Linked DNA regions of Homo sapiens: region 1 is linked to region 2. Evidence: read pairs that join two places in POLR2A ChIA-PET (ENCODE). Cell type or tissue: OCI-LY7. All regions are shown on one strand. Links, peaks and the distances in the headings refer to the core of each region. The heading gives the core; the rest is flanking DNA. Region 1 overlaps ACADM (acyl-CoA dehydrogenase medium chain). Region 2 overlaps SLC44A5 (solute carrier family 44 member 5).

Region 1 (5,387 bases), core at 364-5,363, 440 kb after region 2:
CGCCCACCTCAGCCTCCCAAAGTGCTGGGATTACACGCATGAGCCACCCCACCTGGCACTGTTTCACTTTCAAAATAAAATTAATGAAGATGCAAAGAAAATGCGAGTTTTCATACTCTGTATGTTTTTATTACTGTAGTATGAGGTATGTTATTTGGAAAGCACTGTTTCAATTACAAATATTTGACACTCTTAATTATATTGTCACCTTACATGTAGGAATTCGTCTTTTATAAGTTGAAATTGTCATCTACAAAGACAGTTTCTTTTTACGGATTTTGAAAAACATAAGAATTTAAATAAAGAAACTTTAGTATATTCTTCAGCTGCTCTTTTCTCTTAGTATCTAAGCTTGTTAAAATTGCTGGATAGTTCAATTAAAATCTTTTACAGTGAAAATTGTGTAATTTTGACTGTCCTGAAACCTTTACTCAAGAACACCATTGTGGTTCCCAGTTTGGCAGCTTTAATAAATGCAAATTTTTACTTTTGTATCCATTAAACTGTCATGAATATAAAAATGGGTTGCAAAACAATAATATATGTATATTTGATTGTTTGTTTCTTTATATGTTCCTTTGAAGAAATATGACTATATTTCAGATCCTAAGACAAGTAGTGTATTAGTAGTTTAGAAGAGGGATGGCAAACGTGTTTGTAAAGGAACGGATAGTACATGTTTTTGGCTTTGTGAACCAGATGGTCTCTGTGGTAACTACTTAGATCTGCTGTGAAAGCGGCAATAGACAGCATGATGTGGCTGCACTGGTTTGGTGACTCCTTGCTCAGAACATTGTAAGAATCCCTGTAGACAGCAGAAAATACAGAACATGGTTTTATGCTAATTTGTTTTGTTAGAGTGGGGTATCCTAAAAAATGAGATCCTCTGAGGGGAAGGTTTCCAGAGGCATGCATGGGAGGCTCACAGTGACAGGGTATCAAAGTTGATGGACTAGGCAACTCTTGAACACAGTATGTTCACTTCCAGCCTATCGTTCTCCCCACCCCAACTCTCCAACCATTAATGTCCTAGGAGCTTGTAAGATACCCAGAATAGTGGTCCTACATCTACTACTACCCTTGACTGTTGTTTGTCCTAAACCCTCCACTTCAGTAGTATAAATACCACTGACTTTATTTTCATTACTTTTTAAAAACATCTCCTCTGTAATAGGAATTTATATAACTGATAATTGGCTTATTTAAATTATGATTGAAGGCATTTAAATAGTGATGACTTTAAAAACTATGAGTATGGTCAAACCAGTTGCTGTACTCACTTATGATTATCAGTAGTCTCTTATCTGATTAATGTTTAACTTATCAAATTTATTTTAATAAAAGTGTTCTTTACAGGTCCTGAGAAGTATTTCTCGTTTTCATTGGAGATCACAGCATACAAAAGCCAATCGACAACGTGAACCAGGATTAGGATTTAGTTTTGGTATATGTTCGGTTCTATCTTTTGACTTTAAACTTATACATATGAAGCTTTATATGTTTTGTTTGGAATATGTTTGTAAATAAACTTAATAATGTCTTTCAATGAGTAGAACCAGTCCACTGTCCACAGATAATTTACAATAACTCACACTCCATTCTTCCTGATCTCATTTTCTTCCTCAGTATACTACACTGTACATTAGATCTGTTTTAGCAGCATACATACACTTAAATTCCTTCCTTTTTTTCTGAGTGTTTAGCCCAAAATAAATGAGATTTACTGATATATATGAATAGTCTTCAACTTACATATCTGAATGCCACAAATACATTTTAAAAACACTTGTTAGATTACAATTCTAGGTGCCTGGTAATAAGCTAAAGCTTGTTTTTGCTATAATATATCCAAATTGCAATTTTGGTACTATTAGATGAAGTTCTCACTCCTGGGACCAGGGAGCCATGATTTTTTTTCCTCTGCCCTCTATAAAATGAAAACTACACACAAAAAATTTGAAATAATATCTATCTTTGGCATTCTTGGCCTTCTAAAGTGCTTCTTCAAAATTTTTATTTTTTCTCTAGTTAAAAACCATTTACTCAATTTATTTGGTCTCAGAAAATAGTTAAAGGCAGCTGCGATAACTCACAGCTAGGTACAAATGACAATCTCAAAGCTCTCCAGAGTTATTTTTTTTATTATTTGTTGTGTTTTTTAAAGATTTTTCCCTTTTCTTTATAAAGGTTTTTTTTTTTCTTACCAGAATTTAATGAAATTTTTCTTTTCTTTTTCTTTCTTTCTTTTTTCTTTTTTTTTTTTTTTTTAAGATGAGGTTTCATTGTCTCATTATGTTGCCCAGGCCGATCTTGAACTCCTAGGCTCAAGCAGTCCTCTTATTTCAGCCTCCCAAAGTGCTGGGATTATAGGCATGAGCTACTGCACCCAGACCAAATGAAAAGTTTCTGTGTTTTTTTTTTTTTTCCTGTGACTTCTAGCCAAAGACTGGATGAAAATTTTCTCTTTTCTTTTTTTTGAGACAGAGTCTCACTCTGTCACCCAGGCTGGTGTGCAAGTGGCTCACTGCAACCTCTACCTCCCAGGATCAAGCGATTCTCCTGCCCCAGCCTCCTGAGTAGCTGGGACTACAGGTGTGGGTCATCATGCCTGGCTAATTTCTATATTTTTAGTAGGGATGGGGTTTTGCCACGTTGGCCAGGCTGGTCTCGAACAGCTGAAGACAAGTGATCCACCCACCTCTGCCTCCCAAAGTGCTGGGATTACAGGCATGAACCACTGTGCCCAACCTAAATGAAAATTTTTTTTCTTTTCTCTTTCTGTAGCCAAAGACTAAATGAAAGTTTTCAAGCACTGTGAGGATAGCCATTTGGGATGGTGGATTTTTTTTTTTTTTTTTTTTTTTTTTTGAGACTGAGTCTTGCTCTGTTGCTCAGGCTGGATTGCAGTAGCTCCATCTGGGCTCATTGCAACCTCTGCCTCCTGGGTTCAAGCGATTCTCCTGCCTCAGCCACCCAAGTAGCTGAGATTACAGGTGTGGGCCACCATACCTGGCTAATTTTTATATTATTAGTAGATATGAGGTTTCGCCATGTTGGCAACGCTGGTCTCGAACTCCTGGCCTCAAGTGATCCACCCGTCTTGTCCTCCCAAAGTGGGATTATGGGCATTAGCCAGCATGCCCAGCCAGGGTAGTGGATCATACTGAGATAATTAGCATTAATTTGGTATGATTGCTTGTCACTTTAAATTTCTCTCTCAGTAGTAAGAGACTTGCAGGAGAAATCTATGGTGGTTCACTGAGTGACAGAGGATGAGTTAGATATAATTGTTTGGGAGGGAGATTGTGAAGTTCAATACGGGTCTATTCCTTGAACCAGTTGCATCTGGTTCTTTATCTGTAAAGTGGAAATAATATCTATAACACAGAATTTCTATGAAGATTAAATTATATGCTGTATTTAAAGCCCCTAGCACTTAGTGACTGGATCAAAGTAGTTTCTCAATAAATAATACATAATACATACTTGTCATTTTTCCTTTTTTTTTTTTTTAAGAGACAGGGTTTCACTCTGTCACCCAAGCTGGATGCAACCTTGACCTCTGGGGCTCCATGGATTCTCTCGCCTCAGCTTCCTGAGCAGTTAGGACAATAGGTCCATGTCAACCACACCTAGCTGATTTTTTAAATTTTTAAATGTTTTGTTGAGACAGGATCTTGCTATATTGCTCAGGCTGGCCCCAAACTCCTGGCCTCAAATGGTTCACCTGCCTCAGCCTCCCAAAATTCTAGAATTATAGGCATGAGCTACCGTGCCCAGACTTTCTCTACCCTCTATCTACCTGCAAGATTGCTATCAACTGGCACCAATCTTAGAAGTAAAGCTGTGATAGAGAGAACACTGGACTGAAATTCTTAAGTATACTTCTGCTAATTCATTGTGAGACTGATACTAGAATTTCCTTACTCTGCATTAGTTTATCAATAAAAAGAGAGATTTGGCTGGGCGCAGTGGCTCGGGCCTGTAATCCCAGCACTTTGGGAGGCCGAGGTGGGCGGATCACGAGGTCAGAAGATCGAGATCCTGGTGAAACCCCGTCTCTACTAAAAATACAAAAAAAAAAATTAGCCGGGCGCGGTGGCAGGCACCTGTAGTCCCAGCTGCTCAGGAGGCTGAGACAGGAGAATGGCGTGAACCCGGGAGGCGGAGCTTGCAGTGAGCCTAGATTGCGCCACTGCACTCCAGTCTGGGCGACAGAGCGAGACTCCGTCTCAAAAAAAAAAAAAAAAAAAAAAAAAAAGAGATTTGATCTTATGCTCTTCAATTCAGCACCAGAATTCAGCTTTTATGTATTGTTTCTCACATCCCCATACAAATGATTACTGTAGTCTTAAACATTCCTCTGTGCATTTGCTCTCATTTTTCTTGCTTGAAATACCCTATTATCTCTTAAATTTTACCTAATCTTTGACGTTAGATGCAACCACATTAAAACACAAGGATACCATGGATTTGAAAAGATGCAGTTAGCAATTGACTCCTCTCCTCAATCAAGCCACCATACTAATTTCATTAATTTTAAAACAATCCCTTATTTTATGTAAACAAATTGTTGGACACCATTTATTAGCATTGCAGCAGGATTTTATGTTATTATCTTTTGAAAAACCTTTCTACCACTTTTACCAGTTGCTTTGTGCTAATTTATAAGCTTGTCTGAGTTTAAAGGAGCTGTAAGCCTAGGCATGGTGTCTCATGCTTGTAATCCCAGCACTTTAGGAGACCACGGCAGGAGGATTGCTTGAGGCCACGAGTTCAAGACCAGCCTGGCATCATAGTGAGACCCTGTCTCTGTGAAAACAAAAAAAATGAAATAGATAGGGTGAGGTGGCTCCCAGCACTTTGGGAGGCCAAGATGGGAGAATCATTTGAGCCCAGGAGTTCTAGACCCATTTGGGCAACATGGCAAAACCCTGTATCTACAAAAATTACAAAAATTAGCCAGATATGGTGGCATGTGCCTGTGATCCCAGCTAGTTGAGAAGCTGTGGTGGGAAGATCATTTAAGGCCAGGAGGTCGAGGCTACAGTGAGTCGTAATTGCACCACTGCACTCCAGCCTGAGTGACAAAATGAGACTGTCTCAAAAAAAAAAAGCAAAATTATGATATTGATATTCTTATATGACACTTTGAAATAAGTTTTATTGCTTTATGTCACTGAGTGTGTTTCATCTATTTCGTTAGATTGATTCTTGTCGTCAGGGAGATGTCTTGTATATTAGTTTCACTTCAGTGTTAGCAAACATTTGATAAATTGGCTTAGGAACTAATAATAAGTTAAACGTTTTTTATATCACCAATTGGAAAAGAAAAACTCACTTGAGCTCTACAGGTTAATATCTATTACTCATTTGTAAAAGTTAAA
Region 2 (5,387 bases), core at 182-5,181:
CTTATAGCTACACTTTCTAGGATTTTGGTATTTTTCAGTCCTCACTGTATGATTTAACACATGGAATCCTAAACTTGATTTAAAATATTCCTTAAGACCTAAACTATTACACAGTATCTGACATCTATTTACCTTAGTTCTTAAAGTAAACATGAAAAACTTTATGTTAAAATTCCAGTCTAGAATATGATCAAACTCCTTTTCATTCATTCATTCATACTGAATTGTCAATTGTCACATTTCTATTTATTTGGTCATGAATGAATGAATGATATAGGCACACATAAACTCTGAAGATATAGAGATGAATACATCTCATATTTAGTATAATACTATTTCTCAACACATTCTTCCTAGAGAAACTATATATGATACTGATTGGCAGTGCAGAGGGAAGACAGGTTCTGAAGATTGTTAGTGTATTCTCTTAAGCTCAACCAAGTCATCGCCTTAATTTCAGCTGCTCTTCAAGTTGTTGTCTCTATGCTAGAACAAATCAAAACAGCCTCTGTCACTTTGGATGCAGCACTAGATCAAACAAATGCTTTCTCCTTTTTCCGATAAGTGGATAACCTTCAGGGCATTTGCTTTTACCTGGTAAGGACAGTACTGCATCTTCACTTTCTTCCCTCAAGGTTATATGACCTTCTAGCTCTTTGCCACAATTTAGGCTACAGGGTTTTGATAATATCCTTATTCCACAGGATGCCACACAGATTTCCTTATATTCATAGCATCATGCTGATAAGATCTGGGGAATAGTGGTTAGCATATAATCTTGATGCCTTATAAAGACACACGTGTGCTAATGGATAGGAGAAAAATATGACAATACAGGAGTCTTCCACCTCATTAAAGTTCCTGAGGGGTCCAGTAGTTATATCTTCTCCATAATTAAAGATAAGTTACTGCGTCTTACATTTTCTGCTATTAAAAGGGGTGCAATACTTATTAGTTGTCAGATTTGAGTAGAGCTCAGAGAAATAAAATACTTTTCAGATAATCCAGGCTGCTTTACAAAGAGGTGTGTCACTGGGTCTAAAATACCTGTCAGAGAACAAGATAGTTTATGGGGCCTGTGGCAAATCTCTATTAGAGAGTCACAGTAGAGGTCTCTAGGGTGTTGAAGAAAATCCATGTTTTTTTCAGAAAATAACTATTCTTCTTTTGAGAAATAGCCCCTTGGCCCTGAATGAACACCCAATGACATGAGCTTCCCATCATAATGTTTAAAGGGTACTATTTGGTCCATCAAGCCTAGAGGTGGTTGTGCCCAGAAGTACTCCATTCCCAATGGATATGACATTCCTACAACGCTTCAGAAGGTCATAAAGCTCAAGAAAGTTACATAAGAAGAATTCTTACAATAGTAATATATTAACTTCTGATGCCAATAGGCATGTGTTAAAGAAACACATACATGAAAAAGTCCCTTTGATCATGGAAATTTAATCATGGAAAGGTACCTTTGATCAACTGACTGAAGAAAAAAAATTAAACCAGATTTATAGACGGCTGTGGAGGATCTCTTAGCATTGACTAGGGTAAATTTTTCTGGTTGTCTACTTTGACCGAAAGAGTAGAAGATCTGAATCATTTAATCTATTCATAGATAGAGGCCAATGATTTGGCTACATTGTCATGGACTACAAAAGAAAAATATTAGACAATCAATGGCCAGGAAGTTTGAGAAATAACTACAAGGGTTGACCTCTAAATGGACCCAGAATTTGAAGATACGTTTGTCTCACGTAGCTGCTTAGTGAAGCCCCTTCTGTAGAGGTAGTTTTCAATAATCAAGATGGAAACCACTCATTCAATGATTTTGTAATAAAGTAACCATGATAACAGGGATGAAGATTATGTGTGGGTTTTGATAACATGGACTTGTACTCACAAAAGATGACCTGGCTTCTAACAATGTGTACGCAACAAATTTATCAGCATAGATGACCAACACTGAACCCCATTCACCCAGAAGTAGCTGGCATAATGGAACAGTAGAATAACCCCCTGATGAGCCAGTTATATCCCCTTGTAGGAAACAATGCCCTTCGAGGCTGGGGAGCTGTTTTCTGGAGCATGGCAGGATCCTAGCAGAAGACAGATGTTAAACTCATATAGAATAATTGAGTAGAGTTTAATAAAGAAGATATTTATAAAGGTATGAACAGCGTGAAGGGAAATAAGCAGGAGTTGATGTAGAACCCAGAGATTGGCACCAATAGGGAGCAGTTTCCACCCCTAGGCCTGAAGAGGCCCAGAAGAAGTAACCCAAACCCAGGAGAAGAAGCTGAATGGAGAGAGCTCACTGACAGCACTGACAGGAGCAGGAGCCTTAGAGAGGTGTAGCCAAACTGTTGTGACCCATCAGCAAGAGAGTCAAAGGAAGAAATTCTACAAACTCATGCTCCTACCCTCCAATCTCACAAAATTGGAAGCCAGAGGACAAGAGAGCCACTTGCTGTAACCCATAAATGCCAGATTCCCAGGGGACAGAGCAGGATGAGGAGAATAAGGAAAAGATTTGGAGGGGAAAATGAAAAACGCCCAGCCCATATTCTGAACAAGTGACCAGCCTATTAAAGAGTGGGACTTCAGATATATACAGCAAGACATTCAGCACTTCATTTAAAAAATATATAAGGTTTTCAGACTTTCTTTAATCAGAATTTACTGCTACATGAAACAGCAATAGCAAAGAGCAAGAAGATACACCCAAATTTCAAGGTCTATGAATTGGAAGGAGAGTAGGATGTAAAAGATGGGACAAAGCATATCCTTAAAACAGGTTTGCAGAAAATAGACACAGAATTGAAGAAAACAGAAAAACAACCAAATTACCAAGAAATGAAAGTAGGCTTTTTATAACACCTGTGGGTTTTTTTTGTTTGTTTGCATTTGACTTTTTGCTGATTACTTTAATACACTTATGTTTCTGATTATTCTAAGTCAATGCTAGACCACCACTATTCAAGATTTTATTTAAGATTTTGATTCACATTAGAAGATAGGTTTTTCATTTTCATTTTAAAGGTAAGGAAGTATTTGAAATAATGAGGACGAGAGTTTATGGGTTTTTTTCCTTCATTCATTGTACAAATAATTTCTTCGTTCATTCTACAAATATTGTTTAAAGTGCTTCCTCTGTGTCAGCACCAACCTAGAACCTGGGAATATAATGGTCCTTGCTCTCCCAAAGCCTACAGTCTGTTGGGAGAAATAGATTTTAATGAATTAACTGCACAAATAAATGTAAAATTCCAATTCTGACACGTGCTACAAAGGAATCATGAATAACATGATTCACAGAGGCAGATGATCACATGACGGAGGTCAGGGATGATGTTTCTGAAGAAGTGATTCAGGAGCTGAGACCTCAAAAACGAATAGAGGCCCAAAAGGCTTCCAGCAGATGAACAACATGGACAAAGGGCCTGTGAGGGGTGGGAGTGTGATGGGTACTGAGGACAGAAAGGAGACCAGTGTGGTGCTTACACAGAAAGCAGGGTAGGCCGGGCACGTTGGCTCACACCTGTAATCCCAGCACTTTGGGAGGCCAAGGCGGGTGGATCACGAGTTCAGGAGATCGAGACCATCCTGGCTAACATGGTGAAACCCCGTTTCTACTAAAAAATACAAAAAATTAGCCAGGCGTGGTGGCGGGCACCTGTAGTCCCAGCTACTTGGGAGGCTGAGGCAGGAGAATGGCGTGAACCCGGGAAGTGGAGCTTGCAGTGAGCCGAGATCGCGCCACTGCACTCCAGCCTGGGTGACAGAGCGAGACTCTGTCTCAAAAAAAAAAAAAGAAAAGAAAAGAAAGCAGGGTAAAGCGTAATTTCAGATATGGATGGAGAGTTAGCATCTTAGGATTTTCTATGATGAACTACAGGGAGATTTTTTTTAGTTGTTAGTGTCAGCTGTGAATTCCCTGGTAAAGGTTCTGTTCAGGCAGGTCCTTATCTTCCTATTCAAATTTTCCTGGACGAGGTCTAGGCCACCCCCTATTCAGTGTTTCTGGTCTTGTCTTTACTTGCTTAACTGTGCTTCTATAATTAGCCACATCTTCTTGCTTTATATGAAGCAGCTCTCATGGTTCCTAAAAATCGATACAATGTATTGTATCTGAAAATGTTACATGTAATACTCATTAACATCTACTAGTAAATAACACTTTTTTGGGAGACCCATGAAATCCTTTGAGGTTTTTCTGGCCAAAGAATGAAATATTGCCTACAATAATTTTATTTACTCCATAGTACAAACATTAACTGAAGGAAAGAAAACCAACTATTTAGGTGTGGATTATGATAAAGAATACACTCCCCTTTTTAGTCTATACAAAATAGAGACTAATTTTTTTAATTACTGAAGATTGACAATGGCACTGCAGCAAAGTGACCCATATCAGTCTCAGAGGGGCAAGACTGAAGATAATAGATTGTTGATGATCTTTGCAGAAGAATACCTGCCTTTCATTTATCCCCCAAACTGTTCTTGGATACTCGCTGTTTTAAGCCCAACTCAGTGTGGAATTAGAGGAGGCAGGAGGTGAAGGAGGAAGAGAAAAGTATTAGTTGAAGATCATGGGGTTCTGGTCTACCCCTCTCTCTGTAACTTTCATTACTTATTCCTCATTTATTGTTTTTATTAAATAAAATACAGTATAGTGTAGTGTTCAAGAGCACAGGCTCTAGAATTAAATTACTTGGGTTACGTTGGTGAATAAAACCAACACAAATCTGGTTCAATCATCTTTTTTCTTCATTATCTCACTGTTTTAGAATAACTTTAAAACACCACTTTAAGTGAAGCTGACTCACGTTTGTGCAGGTGCACATGTGCTTCATGTGTGCATAAAACAGAAAGAGAAGAGAGAAGAGAAATTATTTGTAAAAGAATTCTATTAGGGAAATTCATAGCAGATAACCAAAGATTGGCAAGAGATGGTGAAAAATTTATTCAGGCAAATTATCTTTTCACTCATATCGAGGAAATGCATGTTTCTGAAGTACCAGGAGCGAGTATTATGATCTAACATTATCTCTCATTTTCAAACATTTGCAAAGCATGTTCTTGTTGTGCTCTAGGGTTGAGTCAGGAGTTGCAGCCATTTAAAAGCCCTCTGTCAAGGAGAAAATGTGATTAGACCAACTGCTTGCACCGACACTTAAAAATTAACTGCATATCTGTTTGGGGCAGGGGAGGCATTCCCTAAACACTTGCTGGTTGGGAATGTTGGCTTTCGAATCATTACTTTGTATCCCTTAAAGGTACATTTTAACTGTTTTAATATGTGAGGAACAGGCCGGCCAAATTGTGCTTATGGCTTTTTAACACAAGCAATTTACAAATGCAATGAAGCAGATAATAGGACACATGATACC

Evidence for each region. Peaks named below come from ENCODE experiments on the same cell type or tissue, not always from the same donor. Only the 100,000 strongest peaks of a DNase experiment are listed, where the experiment ranks them.
Region 1: POLR2A ChIA-PET joins it to region 2 with 12 read pairs; 2 of 35 experiments call an interaction of 5 or more read pairs at or near these places.

What each region holds. Positions count from the first base shown.
Region 1 is chr1:75,727,045-75,732,431 of GRCh38, forward strand. ACADM (acyl-CoA dehydrogenase medium chain) reads left to right here. Exons shown (of 12, transcript NM_000016.6): 2 at 1,357-1,444. Among named protein-coding and RNA genes, the nearest start is that of ACADM, 5.0 kb to the left of the region's middle. In OCI-LY7, for the core only: no CTCF peak of the experiment used is centred there; DNase peaks (open chromatin) are centred at 727 and 2,617; H3K4me3 peaks cover 1,704 bases; H3K27ac peaks cover 4,382 bases.
Region 2 is chr1:75,288,217-75,293,603 of GRCh38, forward strand. The region is part of intron 5 of SLC44A5 (solute carrier family 44 member 5); the gene reads right to left. Among named protein-coding and RNA genes, the nearest start is that of LHX8, 160 kb to the left of the region's middle. In OCI-LY7, for the core only: no CTCF peak of the experiment used is centred there; no DNase peak of the experiment used is centred there.